Regions from separate parts of the Mus musculus genome. Here region 2 is linked to region 1. A link is a loop called in an ENCODE intact Hi-C map of the cell type or tissue named here. Cell type or tissue: heart. All regions are shown on one strand. Links, peaks and the distances in the headings refer to the core of each region. The heading gives the core; the rest is flanking DNA.

Region 1 (6,992 bases), core at 1,741-4,240:
AATGACCATTCATGTATTATTTGCCAATATGTCTAAGGAAGGGAATGACGGGTTCTCCACAGCCTAGAATTAGTCTTAGGAGGAGGAGGGATGTTCAGAATGGCCATTGGCTAATAGGACTTGAGCATGACTGGTCAGAGGGAGCAGTTGCAGTACAGGGCTTGGACTTGAGTGGAATCTGATGGATCTGGGACATATGCGCAGGGTTTGGCTGTTCAGCACAGCTTTCTTAACCAGTTCAGAAGTATTTCAGCAACATGGCAGCTACATCACTGGCTCCTGGCTGAGAACTACCTTGCGATTAAATGTTTAAATGTCAACTTGAGGATTGAAATCAAGAAGGTAACAATGACCTTGAGGTTCCTTATGTCCAACCATCATCAATTGGACCTGTCTTTCAGGGATAGTGGTTGCCATACATGAAAGAAGAAAACGGTTGTGAGTGACACCCACTAAAAATCACACTGCTGATATTTTCTACCTCACTAGACAGTCATTTCTAACAGTTTCTCAATGTCCTTCAGAAGCGCTTGTTCAAACCGTGTGATCTTCAAGATCTCGTGTGCATTTAGATCCATTATACCTCACCCAGGGCAAGATGTGAGATTACTAGTTGTTTGGGAAGTGGCACATCTGCTGGGGACTCACTCTGGCAGCTGCTGCCACCTGTGAAGACCACACGTGATATTCACATAGCTTCTCTGAGTAGCTCCAGCTGTTCTCTTGGTACAGATGTAGAAGGACGCTTTGGGTCTCCCTTGGGACTGCACCCTGCTTCTATTTCCTATGCATGCCTGTTAGGTTCCATGGAAAGGCCCTTTCCAGCATCAGGAGTGTACAGCCCACTGTGATTGTTACCCAGCTCTGGGCAGTTGGTCCTGACTTGTATAGAGAGTTGGCTCAACACAACTAGAGGGAGCACACCACTAAGCAGTTTTTATCCATGGTCTCTGCTCCAGGTTCCCGTCCTGAGTTCTATTATCTGGAAATGTAAGATAAAACAAACTCTTTTCTCCTCAGGTGGCTTTTGGTTAAAATATTAAATTACATCGATAGGAGACAGGGTAGAACAAGGCCCGTTCAGTAAGTTACTGAAAACCAAGACCCTATGCACAACATACATGTTTTTAAGAAGAAAATCGATTATATTAACATATGTCAAAATGTTAACATTTTTTTCTATAGTAATAAATTGCTTCTTTATTGACATACATCGAGATCTAGCAGAGTAGCTACCTAATAACAACTGTAATTTGAAACATCTGCAACAACCAACTTTTCTGGATAAAACAGTATTTTCTACTGATAATTGGGTTGTTGGTACAGTCTCCTGCCTTTGTGGTTTACTGTCTACATTCATAAGAGAAAACATGCTAATCTAAATGTCAGAGGATAATAAAAAATGGTTCACTAAAATGTATATTGTTTGTTCTCAACCAAGTTCTGAGCGTCCCTGAAGCAAGTTTTTCTATCCTAAAATAAACATGCCTCAAAAGCCAACACCTCGCTGGAAAGCCCCACCCTATGCCCGCGAGACTCAAGCCTTCAAGCCACCCACACGGACCTCTAGCTGTCTCTATCTATGCAGTTCTAACTAGACTAGGAAACTTAGGGTAAGAAAAGGGGACAATAGCTAAACTCCAGGGCCCAAGATAGAAGGACTCAGTGTTCCCTACCTAGAGATCTTCCCACAAAAATCTGAGTTGACTTTTTTCTTTTCTTTTCTTTTCTTTTCTTTTCTTTTCTTTTCTTTTCTTTCTTTCTTTTTTTTTTTTTTAAAAAAAAAACCAAAACTCATCAGCACAGAGAAGCCCGCTTCCTAGGCCTGAATGAAACAGTGTGTTTTTAAGTAGCACAGCAACGTTTTCGACGTTTGGGTCCCTGGGGAGCCAGCGAGTATGCAACATCAAGCCAACCCCAAGAGCTGGGCATACTTAGGCGCGTCTTGAACCCTTGGAGAACGGATGTCTTTGCAAGTCAGCCCTATGAGGCCCGCAGTTCAGTGACAGGTAGAAAAAAAGCCTGGCTAGTCTTGCCAAGCTCCGGGACGCTTCCGGGCAGGTGGCGGGAAGGTGGGAGGGCTGCGGCGGGTGCGCCGCTGCGGGGCGGGGCCGGCAGGGAAGGTGCGTGTGGCGGGCGGGGCCTCGGGAGGGGCGGGGCGGGGCGGGGCGGGGCCGGAGTCCCGGTCACTCGATAAAACGCTTGAGAGTCTCCAGAGAACAACGGGCTCATTGAGCAGCAGCTAGCTGCGGGCGTGGGGGAGCGGCCGCACAGTGAGCGTGAGCCGGCCGGGGGTGGGGCCGCGCGCAGGGGCGACCGAGGCCAAGTGGCCGCAGCGGCGCGCCAGGCAGCCCGGCCCCGGCCCCGAGCCCGCGCGCACAGAGGCCGCAGCAGCTCCGCGGGTCCCTCCCACCGCGCGCGCCCATGGCGGTCGCGGGCCAGTTGTGCCTGCTCTACCTGTCCGCGGGGCTTCTAGCCCGGCTGGGTACAGCCTTCAACCTGGACACCCGCGAGGACAACGTGATCCGGAAATCGGGGGATCCCGGGAGCCTCTTCGGCTTCTCGCTCGCCATGCACTGGCAGTTGCAGCCGGAGGACAAGCGGCTGTGAGTTCCCCGACTCTTCCCATCCCCACCGGGGCGCCGCGCTGCGCCAGGGAGAACGAGGGCGCGCCCTGCTGCCGCCCGTCCCGCGTGCCCAGAGCCTATCCGTGGGCTAGCCCAGCTCGGCTCTGCTCTGCCCTGGCCTTCCCTACCTTGCCCTGCCCTGCCCTGCCCTGCCCGCTCGCACTTCTTCGGCCCAAGACTTGAGAGATCCGGGCCCGCCGCGCCCTGCACACGGCGCCTCCCGGGAGTGAGGAGAGCCGAAGGGACAAACCCCGGGCCCGGCCCCGGGATACTTGACTTTCCCCCTCCCCTGAAGTGCTTTCCGCGGTTCTCCACTTCGGGCTTAGTTTGCAGGGACCCCGGCAGGTGGCACGCTTTGCTGAGCTTCACGTGTGCACTAGGGACAGTGATGGGACACAGGGTTGCGGGAAGTCTTCCAGGGAAATGCAGGCCTTTCTCCAACTCTCCGACCGTCCGGTCCCCTCCCTCGTTCGCGCGCCGCGTGGAAGTTGGGAAGCCACTTTTCGCTGTCCCGTATGACTTTCCCTGCAGAGTGGGCTCTCCTGCAGGAGATACTTTAACATGCTTCTTAAAAAGCACCTGTTCCTCAGGACTAGCTCAGCTGTGAAAACAGGCTTCTTCGAGTCGGTGTGCTAGCTCCCCCTCCCAGCTCCCTGATAGATCAGCAGCACTCAAGGATCCTCCGGCCCCAGTGCTGGGTGGGCCTCACGGAGGAGTTAGAGCAAAGTGCCCCTTCTAGGAGGGACTTAGAAAAGAAGGTTCGGAAGTGACAGTCATCCTCCCAAGTGTTTCTTCCAGGAGAAAGCGACTGGCTCTGCCTTTTAAACAGTGTTGGCTCCCACATGACCCAGTTCTTTGATTGGGGAAGATTTTCTGGAGCTTAGTCGCCCAGTCGCAGTGGGGTTAAATTCTTGATCCATGCTCATTCCCACAACAAAAGGTCCTCCTCCCCGCCCAGGTCTTGAGTTGAACCCAGGTCCTTCCAGGACCAGCAGACCGGAGAGAACAGAGTGCAGCCAAGGGGAAAGGAGAGGCCAGAATTATTTTAAACTGGAGAAAACTCCCTTTTCGGATATTTAACAACTTTGGGGTTTGTGCATATTGTGGACTTCAAAATCTTAAGGTCAGATTTTTCTGATACCACCTGCTAGGTGAAGCAGAAGTCTATTGTGGGTGGGATAGTCCCGGGCAGGGAGGGGGTCTGACTCTGCAGGCGTGGCATTCTCCCGAAAATAATTGTTGGTCAGCTGTAAATCTGAAGTGAGAGGGTTTGTTTGTTTGTTTGTCAACTCAAGAGGATGACATTTCAAATCTCAAACACTATTCGAGAAACACATACATTTACCCATGGAGGATTTGAACTTAGTATAGAAGTGACTGTGGGCCAACAGAGGGAAAACATTCTTTGCCTTTATTTAGCATTCTGTCTGTATCAGACCACAGAGATTGGCTTCCTGGATGGACATGTCCAAGCAGACATTATAATGGGGGGAAACTGGGGCAAGAAATGTCCTGAGGACAATGATTTCAAATTGTGCCTTTAGCCAGGAATCACTGTTGTCATTAAGGTGAGCAGCCTTGGGCCTGCTAAAACTTGTCACTACCGCAGGGCTTCTCTGCTATTACAGCTGCTACAGGTCCTCCCAAGACAAGTTCTGGTGCCTTTAAAAAAAAAAAGCCATAGAGCAGTGTTTCTCAAACTGTAGGTTGTGACCCCTTAACAGCGGTTGCATATCAGATATCTATATTACGATTTATAAGAGTAGTAATATTAGTTATGAAGTAGCAATGAAATAATTTTATGGTGTGTGTGTGGGGGGGGGAGTCATGGTGTATGTGTGGGGTGACCACAGCATGAAGAACTGTGTTAAAGGGTTGTAGTGTTAGGAGGGTTGAGAACCACTGTTGTAGAGGACGACAGATGGGAGTACCAGGTCAGACCCTCAGATGAGAAGAGACCCATGGCAAGGGGTACTGGGCCACACCCTAGAACCTAGAGGCAGAATCTGCATTCCAGGAGGCTGTGGGTTCATCTTGTGATATACTCTCCCAGGTTCAAGAATAGCATCAATCCTCTGAGGAGAGTCATATCATGCCCATGGCTTCCTTTTACGGAGAAGAAGGTGGGTGTCAGTGCTAGCCAGTGAGACTGATGGGACTCTGGGCCCAGTTTCCAAACTCAGTGACAACATCTCAGGGACCTGGGGATAGACAGCTGAGTTTAGGTTTCTTGGTCATTGGCACTGATAACCATTTGCTTCGAGCTGTGGTTTCTTCACCTGTACAGTGTAGGTGTTTCTGGGTTGTTGTGAAGATTAAAAGAACACGCAAAATGCTTAGTGTCTGCCCGGTCTGCCCAGCATGGACACCTGTTGGCTAAATGGAAGCTGTTGATAGCGATGCATTTAAAAGTAGAATCTCTAGGCCTACAGTGTTAGATGCCAGCTGCCATACAGGTGTGGTAAGTGTTTGGTGAGTCTGTGATCACCTCACATTAAAACCGAAGGCTCTTGTTTTAAATTAATATCCTGAACTCTCAATCAGACTTATGAACACCAAAGCAGCTAAACTTTACTCCGCCTTAGATTCATTGCAGAAGCAAACTTCTTGAACTTATGACTTTGAGGCAGAAGATAGGTGGGCGGGCGTATAAGATAAATGCACAGCTATAGAGAATGTATCATAACATATCATAACATATCATAACATAAGGCCTTGTCTCTCTTTTCTTTCTTCCTTTCTATTATTTATTTTGGATTTTAAACTTCCTATAATGCCATCTATATATTCAGTAATAGCTTTAGTTAAGATTTTATAGGGAGTAATACTGTGTCTGAGAGCCCCCAAAACACACTGGATATTGCTGATATTTGGGGACTGTCACATTGGATTAGGCACTTTAAACTTTATCTATGTTTCCCGGAGATAAATTACATAAGACTCCAGCAGTTATTAAGCAGACAGCTGAGTGACTGAGGTTGGGTTATAAGCACTTTAATCCTCCCTCTCCTTGGTAGGTGGGGCCCAGTCATCTCTAGCCGTGGAAGGTACAAAGTGATGACTGAATAGAATCTATCCTGTGACTCACTCACTTGGCTCTCTTCTGGGCAAGGATGTATCTGTGTATGATCACCTGGGAGGAGCTGCGTTCATGGAGAGAAGTCTGCTTCACTCCTAGTCTTCATTTTCTCCTTTTGGGTTGTTCGTTTGTTTGTTCGGTCTCCTCCATATTGTCTGAGCGCATCCCAGGCCTACTGTTCTCTCCTCACTTGGATGCTTGTTGACTGTTGGACTTACTCAATTGTCGGATGTAGCTGGAGATCATGCAGTCCATTCGACCCCTTCGTAGATGGAGAAACAGGAGCTGAAGGTCATGAAATGTCTTACCCGAAGCTTTCCAGCTACTTAGGCAGAATCTTAATCAAGATCTGGTTGTGAAGGTGGTATTTCTGGCTCACGCCTGTGCTCTTTTTGTAAGAGGAAACCTCAGAAACGACCTTCAGATGTGGAGGCATTGGCAAGCTGCTGAGTTCTGGAAATGTATTACAGTGTGTTGATTCATTGAACTGCTTCCCATGTAGGTCAGGGCTATCTATTTAAGTATCAGTACATGGACTCTCTTCCTAGTCACCCTCAGCCCAACTGGCTATGGGTCAAGCTCCTTCTGACAGCTAAAGGATGCGACCTGACGGCCTCTCGCCAGGGGTCAGAGGATGTGCACCCAGGCATTTGCTTCCTTGATCTCATTCCTACAACAGAGTGAGTGGCTTGGGGCCATCTTCTAAGAACTGCTGTGTCACCTTGAGTCCCAAGAGTAGGGAGAAGAAACCGCAGTAGTCAAAGGAGACTTAGAAGACATATTAGGAACAATACACTACCATTTAAGATTTTACAGTTTGGAAGTACTGGCATTCTATGGTACGTGGCCCCAAGGACCTGGATTTAACATATTTCTGTACCAATATGGCAGTGAATTCTGTGTTTTAAATAGCAACAGTGGAGCTAAAACAAAAATACGGTTATTTGCTCCCAGGTGTGCATGAAACACTGAGTTGTGCTGAGTCAGCTCATCTTTAAAAAAAAAAAACCAAAAAACAAACAAAAATAACCCTTCAATTCCAAGAACTAGCCTACCTTAGAGCAATTTCTTCATCCCTTGAATGCAGGCAGCACATGTCTGGCAGTTCTGAGGTTTAAGCTTTATTCATCTTCAGGGGGTGATGTAATCTCTAACTGGGTTATAGGTTCTGTGAGGGCAGGGACCCACGGCTCCTATTTGCAGACAGCACCTAGCTACGCCCTCCAGATACAAAGGGGTCAAATCATACACTCAGTTTAACTTCTGAAATCAACTGCTCTCGCTGA
Region 2 (6,992 bases), core at 2,401-4,900, 110 kb before region 1:
AACATGTGATTATAATAATCATGTGATGTTGGTTTTTAAAAAGTCAAGCAAAGCCAGCCATTTTGGTACAGTGCATACCTATAATCCTAGCCCTTGGGAAGTTGAAGCAGGAAGACTTCCAAGCCAATGCTAGCCTGGGCTACATTGTGAGACTGTTTCTAAAAGCAAACCAAACAGCCTCAGGTGACTGGTAGAGAAGTCAGAGGGATGATGAGGTGGTGACCAACATGCCAACTGTGTCTGTCCTTGGGTAGACAGATGGTTAGCAATTTTGATTTTCTTCATTGTACTTTTCTGCAGTTTTGAAACACTTTGCGTTAGCATATGTTATAATGAGAGAGACACCAACACGTTTCTATTATTTATAAAAAATTTACCTCATGCCTTTGCTGGCTAAAAGTTCCAAGCTTTAGACCCCATCTGTTATTTTAGAAGTGTTCACTGTTTCTGTTTTACACATGGGAGATTCTTCCATGGGGCCAACTTTTATCAGCTACTGCCTCCCGGTATTTCCTTCCTCTGCCTCACTGGCTTCAGCAGCCGCCTGACTTCAGCAAGTGTCTCAAGGCCGTGGGTTTCCTTTGGATACTGTTCAGTTTTCAAAAGCAGCCTTTTGCTCTGTATTTAGTCTTCTAAAGCCTCAGGTGCTGACTTGGGTTTGCCAAGGCTAGCCCCCCCCAACCCAGCCTCTTCCTATAGTTCCTTCCTGGGACAGACCAAGGGATCACTCTGCACAGCCCTTCAGAGCCCAAGGGCTGCCTGGAGGAAATGACTTGAGAACACAAGAGCCTGAGATGGAATAGCTGGCTTTAGTTCCCTTCGGTGAGTTCCTGGCAGTGCTGGGTGGCCTGCTTAGGGCAGGAGACACACATGGCAGCAGCCACATTTACCTAGAGGGGCCAGAGCGGGAGTATTTGTCCTTAGAGAGGAGAACCTTGGTCTATCGCCCAGGCTCCCTTATTTATCTCCACGAGAAAGATTATTACCCATAGTTCCAGTGGCCACCCATCTCCTTTATGTTGAACAATGGCCTAAGTATGGAGTAGCTTTCCAGTCCCAACCAGAAGCAAATCCATGATGACCAGAAGGGCGTCCAGGCCTGGGTGGAAGGAAGGAAATCATCAAACACAGCAGACTAATGCTCCTCCCCCGGGGGCACTGAGCATGTCAAGGTGAACTAAAGCCATCCAGTTATTATTTATAGAACCGGTGGGGAGGGTTTGTGGGCTGCTGGGAGGCCTGTGACAGTCGGGCCAGCCCTGGCTTTGTCTGAGCAGAAGATTGTTGGCTGACATTAGAGGAAGTGCCCTGTCCATGCCTCAACAGGGGCAATGCTTGCTCACCCAGTAGGGTGGCTCAGCCAAGTGTGTGGTCATCCTTGGTGTCTATCAACATGGCTGCTCAAGAGAGAAGGTCAAAACGTATCTAGACCAATCTCCCTGACGACTGTAAAACCCTCACACTTGCAGATGGGGCTCCTCTTCTGCAGTGTGAAGACGCTAGGTGTGCCGCTGAGGACCTCTCTACATGTTGCCTAAGAATCATCTGTCTTTGCTTCTCTAAGACAACAGTGCTCCCCATGAGAGGCAGCATGTCTGTCCAAACACCTCCTTGTAGGCCCAGTGCCCGGCATGCAGTATGTGCTCAGTTGCTAATCATGTTCTGATTTTGAGGATATGTCTTTGAAATGTTCAATTTTAAACATTCCCCTCAATGGGGATTGCTTGACAAATTTTCAGGTAGGGCAGTGGTCCTCAGGCTGTGGGGTGTGACCACTTGGAAAACACATATTCCCTATTGGTCTTACAGACCCCCAATCATAAATTTATTTTTGTTGCTACTTTATAACTGTAATTTCCTACTGAGCTGTCTCAGTTCTTAAGACCATCATAAGTGTGTGTTTTCCAATGGTCGTGACCCACAGGTTGAGAACCATTGATTTTGGGCAATGCTCATGAATTTACTTCTTGGGAATGGTCACGTGTCTAGCACTTCATGGCTCTTTTAACTTCATCCTGATGCACCCTTGTGCTTGTTTATCATCCCCAAGGATGCATGAGGTGGGAGGGATACAGATTTTTAAATCTTATAAAAACCAGATAACCTTTGTGATTAACCTGAATGCCTTATTCTTAGAATAAGCACCATTTTAATATTTGTGTGTATGTGTGTGTGTGTGTGTGTGTATGTGTGTGTGTTTTACACATCTGCTGTGTGCCAAGCCCCGTACAAGAGCCCTGAAGTCTCAGCAATGAGGGTTTGTAGTGGCAGATCAGTAGTAAAGAACATTTGTTGCTCTTACAGAGTGTCTGGATTCGGTTCCCAGGACCCGCAAAATGGCTCACAACTATGTAAACCCCAGTTCCAGGGAGTCTGGCACCTTCTCTGACCTCTGTGGTCTCTGTATACATGTGGTAAACTTCCATGCATGCAGGCAAGCAAACACTTGTATGCATAAAATAATAATAAAAAAATAAGACTTTTAAAAGGAGACTCAGCAATAAGAAGTCACAATTCCCACCCATGTCTGAAGCAATGAGCTCTGAAATAAAGGTGTCATTAATGGTAAAAACAAAAACAAAGAGTAAGAGAGATGGGGGGAGGTGGCAGACCTGGCTAAGGATGCAGATAGTGATATCATCTATGATACACAGTGCTCGGCACCATATAGAGGCTTGCATGATAACTCAAGAGTTAATCCTAACCGTCCTGTGATAGAGGGGCTCATATTCTTCCCATTTCATGGATGGGAAACTTGAGGCGTGTGAGAGATTGAATAAATTGCCTATGAATGAACTTGTAAATGGGAGAGACTGCTACTGAGTCTTAGGTATGTGGACTAAAAATAGCAGCAATAATAGTGTCAAAGGATGTGGTGTTTTGATATTTCCAAAAACTACTTTCTTTGATCCGCTCCTAAAGAGAAGCCAAGTATTTCTTAAACAAGCCCTTGAACTTGGGAATCGTTAGAGTGCCTTTGCTTTCCAGCTGGTAGACCTGGTCTGTGGTCCAGCCCCACGCACCCTAAATAGCCTGATATGGACAGAGGGTAATGGTTAAATACCAGTTCTTAGCTATGTGACCTCCAAACCTTTACTTCCCTATCTATAAAAAGAGGGTAATAGCATTTCTGTCTAGGGGGTCTCCTGCCAGCTACTTCTGGTTTCCTCCACACCCATCACACAAAATGAGGCTTCTGAATAGCACAGATGCTGAAAAGGAGCCAACCTGGAAGTCTGTGGGGTGCTCTGAGTGACTGCAGCCATTGTTCCGTGGCTGCGGAGGGCCTCTCCGGCAGGGAGGGCAGAGGGCTCTGGCCTTTGGTGGACATCTGCCTCAGAATTCCTCTGCTCTGCTGTTTGAAGACATCGGCTTTTCCTTCAAGGACTGAGCAAATGCAGTCAGAAGAAATATGCCAGGGAGACAACACGGCGGTTGACTGGAGACTGGATGAGGACCGGATGTAGGCCTGACCCCGGGCTGTGTCCCTGGGGTGCAGCTCGGAGAGACCTCAGGGCCGACATTGCGTTCTCTGTTTACTCAGGGGTTTCCTCCTCGGAGCTGCCAAGGAAGCAGCTCTGTGAGGAAAGGGAAAACACGTGGGGTAGGACCCTGGACCCACACGGGGCGGACTACACAAGCTCCTGCCTGCCTCTATCAGGGAGGGGTGGAATACAGTCCAGCCCCTCCCCTGCCCTGCCTGGGCCAGCAGCATAACATGGGCCCTTGGGGACACTGTCCTCATGGCTACTTCATCCTAGGTGACCTGGTACCTCTTGGGGGGATGGGGAGGGGCCTGTGGGATGGTAAAAGCATGCCCAGAAGCTTGGTAAGGTAGAGCAGGTTGAGACCCGGAAACTTGGTAGGCACACATCTGAGACTTAGGCGACTTCTAGCTCCCTGCCAAATTCCTGGCCTGGAACACGTGCCATATTCCCCACCATAGGTCACATAGTTCTCCATGCTAATGAGGTACCTAGAGGCCTGGAGGGCTTAGCCAATAAACTTCCCTTCCCAGACATTTCTCCCTGCAAAAGGTATTTAATCTCGTGTCCACCCTGAGAAGGGGTACAGCTAAGTATGCATCCAATTTTCCACCATGAACAGTCAATAAACAGTTTAGAACCGTAGACTGAGTCTTTCATCAAGACCGGCTGCGGGGAGCCAAGAAGGCCTCCACCTACAGAGCTGCAGTTTAATTCTCCCGTAGAAGGCCTCTCTGCGCTTCCAGCCTGCCTCCACCAAGCTAAGGACAATCACCACTGGAACAAGGCAGAGCTCCCCTTCCTCAGGTCTGGGCTAGATGCTGACCCAGCCCTCCAGCTCTCAACTCAGTTCTTGGCTCTTCTGTGACTCTCAGTGTGCCTGGATGTCCAAGAGTCAGAGAACCTCATGGTCCCAGCCTCATCACAGGTCTGAGGGCCCCAAACCCTCTCCAGGTTTCCCACATCCCAGACTGTGCTTTCCCACCCCCTGAGCGGTGTCTCACTTCCCTAAAGCCCTGCCCCAGCTCCTGTGGTGTCATGGGATAAGTGCTGTCACACTATCCAAGTTCCACCTCCCCAAAGAGGCTGACTGGGACCCTGGGGTTGGGCTATTATTCATTTGTTACAGGCCCTGAGCTGTAACACGTGTGTAACCAAATACCTGGGATAACCAACTGTCTTAGTCAGGGTTTTTATTCCTGCACAAACATCATGACCAAGAAGCAAGTTGGGGAGGAAAGGGTTTATTCAGCTTACACTTCCAAGTTGTTGTTCATCACCAAAGGAAGTCAGGACTGGAACTCAAGCAGGTCAGGAAGCAGGAGCTGATACAGAGGCCATGGAGGGATGTTCATTACTGGCTTGCTTCCCCTGGCTTGCTCAGCCTGCTTTCTTATAGAACCCAAGACTACCAGCCCAGAGATGGTCCCACCCACAAGGGGCCCTCCCCCCTTGATCACTAATTAAGAAAATGCCTTACAGCTGGATCTCATGGAGGCATTTCCCCAGCTGAAGGTCCTTTCTGGGTGATAACTTCAGCCTGTGTCAAGTTGACACATAAAGCCAGCCAGTACACCAACCTAAGACAGGAGGAGTTTGTTTGGGTTCATGGTTTCCCAGCTGCAGCCCATGAACAGCTTGTGTCATTGCTCTCAGATCTACGGCAAGACACAAACACCAGGACAGAAGGATGTGGCAGAGCAAAGGTACTCATCTCATAGACAGGAGTCAGAGAGGGAAGGAGGAAGAGAGGGAGGTAGGGAAGGAAGAAGGGAGACAGAGAGAGAGAGAGATGAATGAACAAACAAATGAATGGATAGGAGACAATATACTGACCACGTCACCCCTCCAGTGATCTAGTACCTCCAGCTAAGCCCCAGTGCCCGATTGCCCATTCACACCCCTCAGCCGTGTGGCCAGGTCTATGAGGGAATGCTGAGCTCTGCCCTGAACGCCTCATCTCCCCCACAGGTGGAGGCTGCTGACCAATCCTTGTGCAGTGGACCTAGAACTAAAGGCTTCAGTCAGCCTGAGCCTTATGGCCATAATCTCCTATGAGCTTAGCATCCTTGTCATTTCATCACTTTCAAGTAGTGCCCTGGACAAGGGATTGACCCTTTAATACACCAGCCTTCTGAGGGATTGATCACTTCACAACTAAACCATACAAGACTCCTCAGGTGACTTCCCAGAGAGATTATTTTGTTTATTATAAGATCTGTCTATCCAGCCGGGCGTGGTGGCTCACGCCTTTAATACCAGCACTTGGGAGGCAGAGGCAGGCGGATTTCTGAGTTCAAGGCCAGCCTGGTTTACAGAGTGAGTTCCAGGACAGCCAGGATACACAGAGAAATCCTGTCTCGATAAAACAAAACAAAACAAAACATAACGTCTGTCTATCCCTTCACCCGCTTTTTTCTAGCTTGTCCTTGTTTAAGAAATACTGGTGTGTTGAAAAGTTACAATATTTGCAAGCAAGGGTGTGGTGGTTTGAATGAGAATGGCCTCATGGGTTCAAATATTTGAATACTTGTTTCCCAGTTGGTGGTAGTATTAGGGAAGGATTAAGAGGTGTGCTTGTTGCAGGAGGTATGTCACTAGAGGTTTCAAAAGACACCATTTTGAGACTCTGTCTCTCTGTGTGTCTCTCTGTCTCTGTCTCTCTCTCTTGTAGATCAAGACAGCACACTCTCATCTGACTCAACACCATGCCTGGCTGCCTGCTGCCATACTCTGTGTCATGACAGTCATGGGCTGTGACCTTCTTGGAGCATGAGCCTCAATTAACCATTTTCTTTTGTAATTAACCTTGGTCATAGTGTTTTGTCACAGCAATAGAAAACTAAGCAAAGTGAGAGGTTTGTTTTCTTACAAGGGCTTCGCTTGGAAGAACGTGTTGATATAGCTCCTCTAGAATGGTGGGCTCAGAGGTCTCATTCTCTAGGGCTTTGCTGATGCTTCTGAGGTGGACTTGTGGAGACAAGACAAAGGATAACAGGAAGGAGGGAAGATGCTGCAAGCAGGGGCTTCTCGGCTTTCAGTCTGACCCTGCATGGAGTAGAGAATCATACTCAGTATAAGGTTGTATTTCCTGGAACTGAACGCATGATTTTTTACTATCCTCTGGTGTGAGGGGCGGGAGGGGGACAGCAATAACAGAGCTGGCCTATGACTTCGGTTGTAATGCTCAGAGGTCCTCTCCCTGGTCCTACCCCAAGTCCCCATGCCTGCTTCTGTCCTGCTATCCCCAGAGGCGAGAAGACCTGCCTCCTCAGAGAAGCTTCCTGGAGCAACAGTCACCGGAGGCTTCCACTTGTCCCTTGACCGTTGCCATCTCAGTGATGATGCCAGTAGAGGCTCCAGCGTCTCTACTTCCACAGGTCTTTCCATCTCTCCTCAGGATAAAGCAGAGGGCTGGATCACATCATGTACCCTTTCTCAGAAACTTTCTCAGAAGTCTAACTCCAGAAAGACAGGAGTTTCTTGGGGGTGATACAGGTGGCCGAG

Evidence for each region. Peaks named below come from ENCODE experiments on the same cell type or tissue, not always from the same donor. Only the 100,000 strongest peaks of a DNase experiment are listed, where the experiment ranks them.
Region 2: it touches region 1 in a loop (3-fold over the local background); 4 of 42 quality-filtered maps call a loop at or near these places.

What each region holds. Positions count from the first base shown.
Region 1 is chr2:71,784,715-71,791,706 of GRCm38, forward strand. Itga6 (integrin alpha 6) reads left to right here and starts at 2,225. Exons shown (of 26, transcript NM_008397.4): 1 at 2,225-2,606. The coding sequence starts at 2,425. In heart, for the core only: CTCF peaks have their summits at 2,979 and 3,262; DNase peaks (open chromatin) are centred at 2,237 and 3,337; H3K4me3 peaks cover 2,489 bases; H3K27ac peaks cover 2,403 bases.
Region 2 is chr2:71,669,882-71,676,873 of GRCm38, forward strand. No RefSeq gene overlaps it. Among named protein-coding and RNA genes, the nearest start is that of Gm36909, 18 kb to the left of the region's middle. In heart, for the core only: no CTCF peak of the experiment used is centred there; a DNase peak (open chromatin) is centred at 3,530; H3K27ac peaks cover 1,696 bases.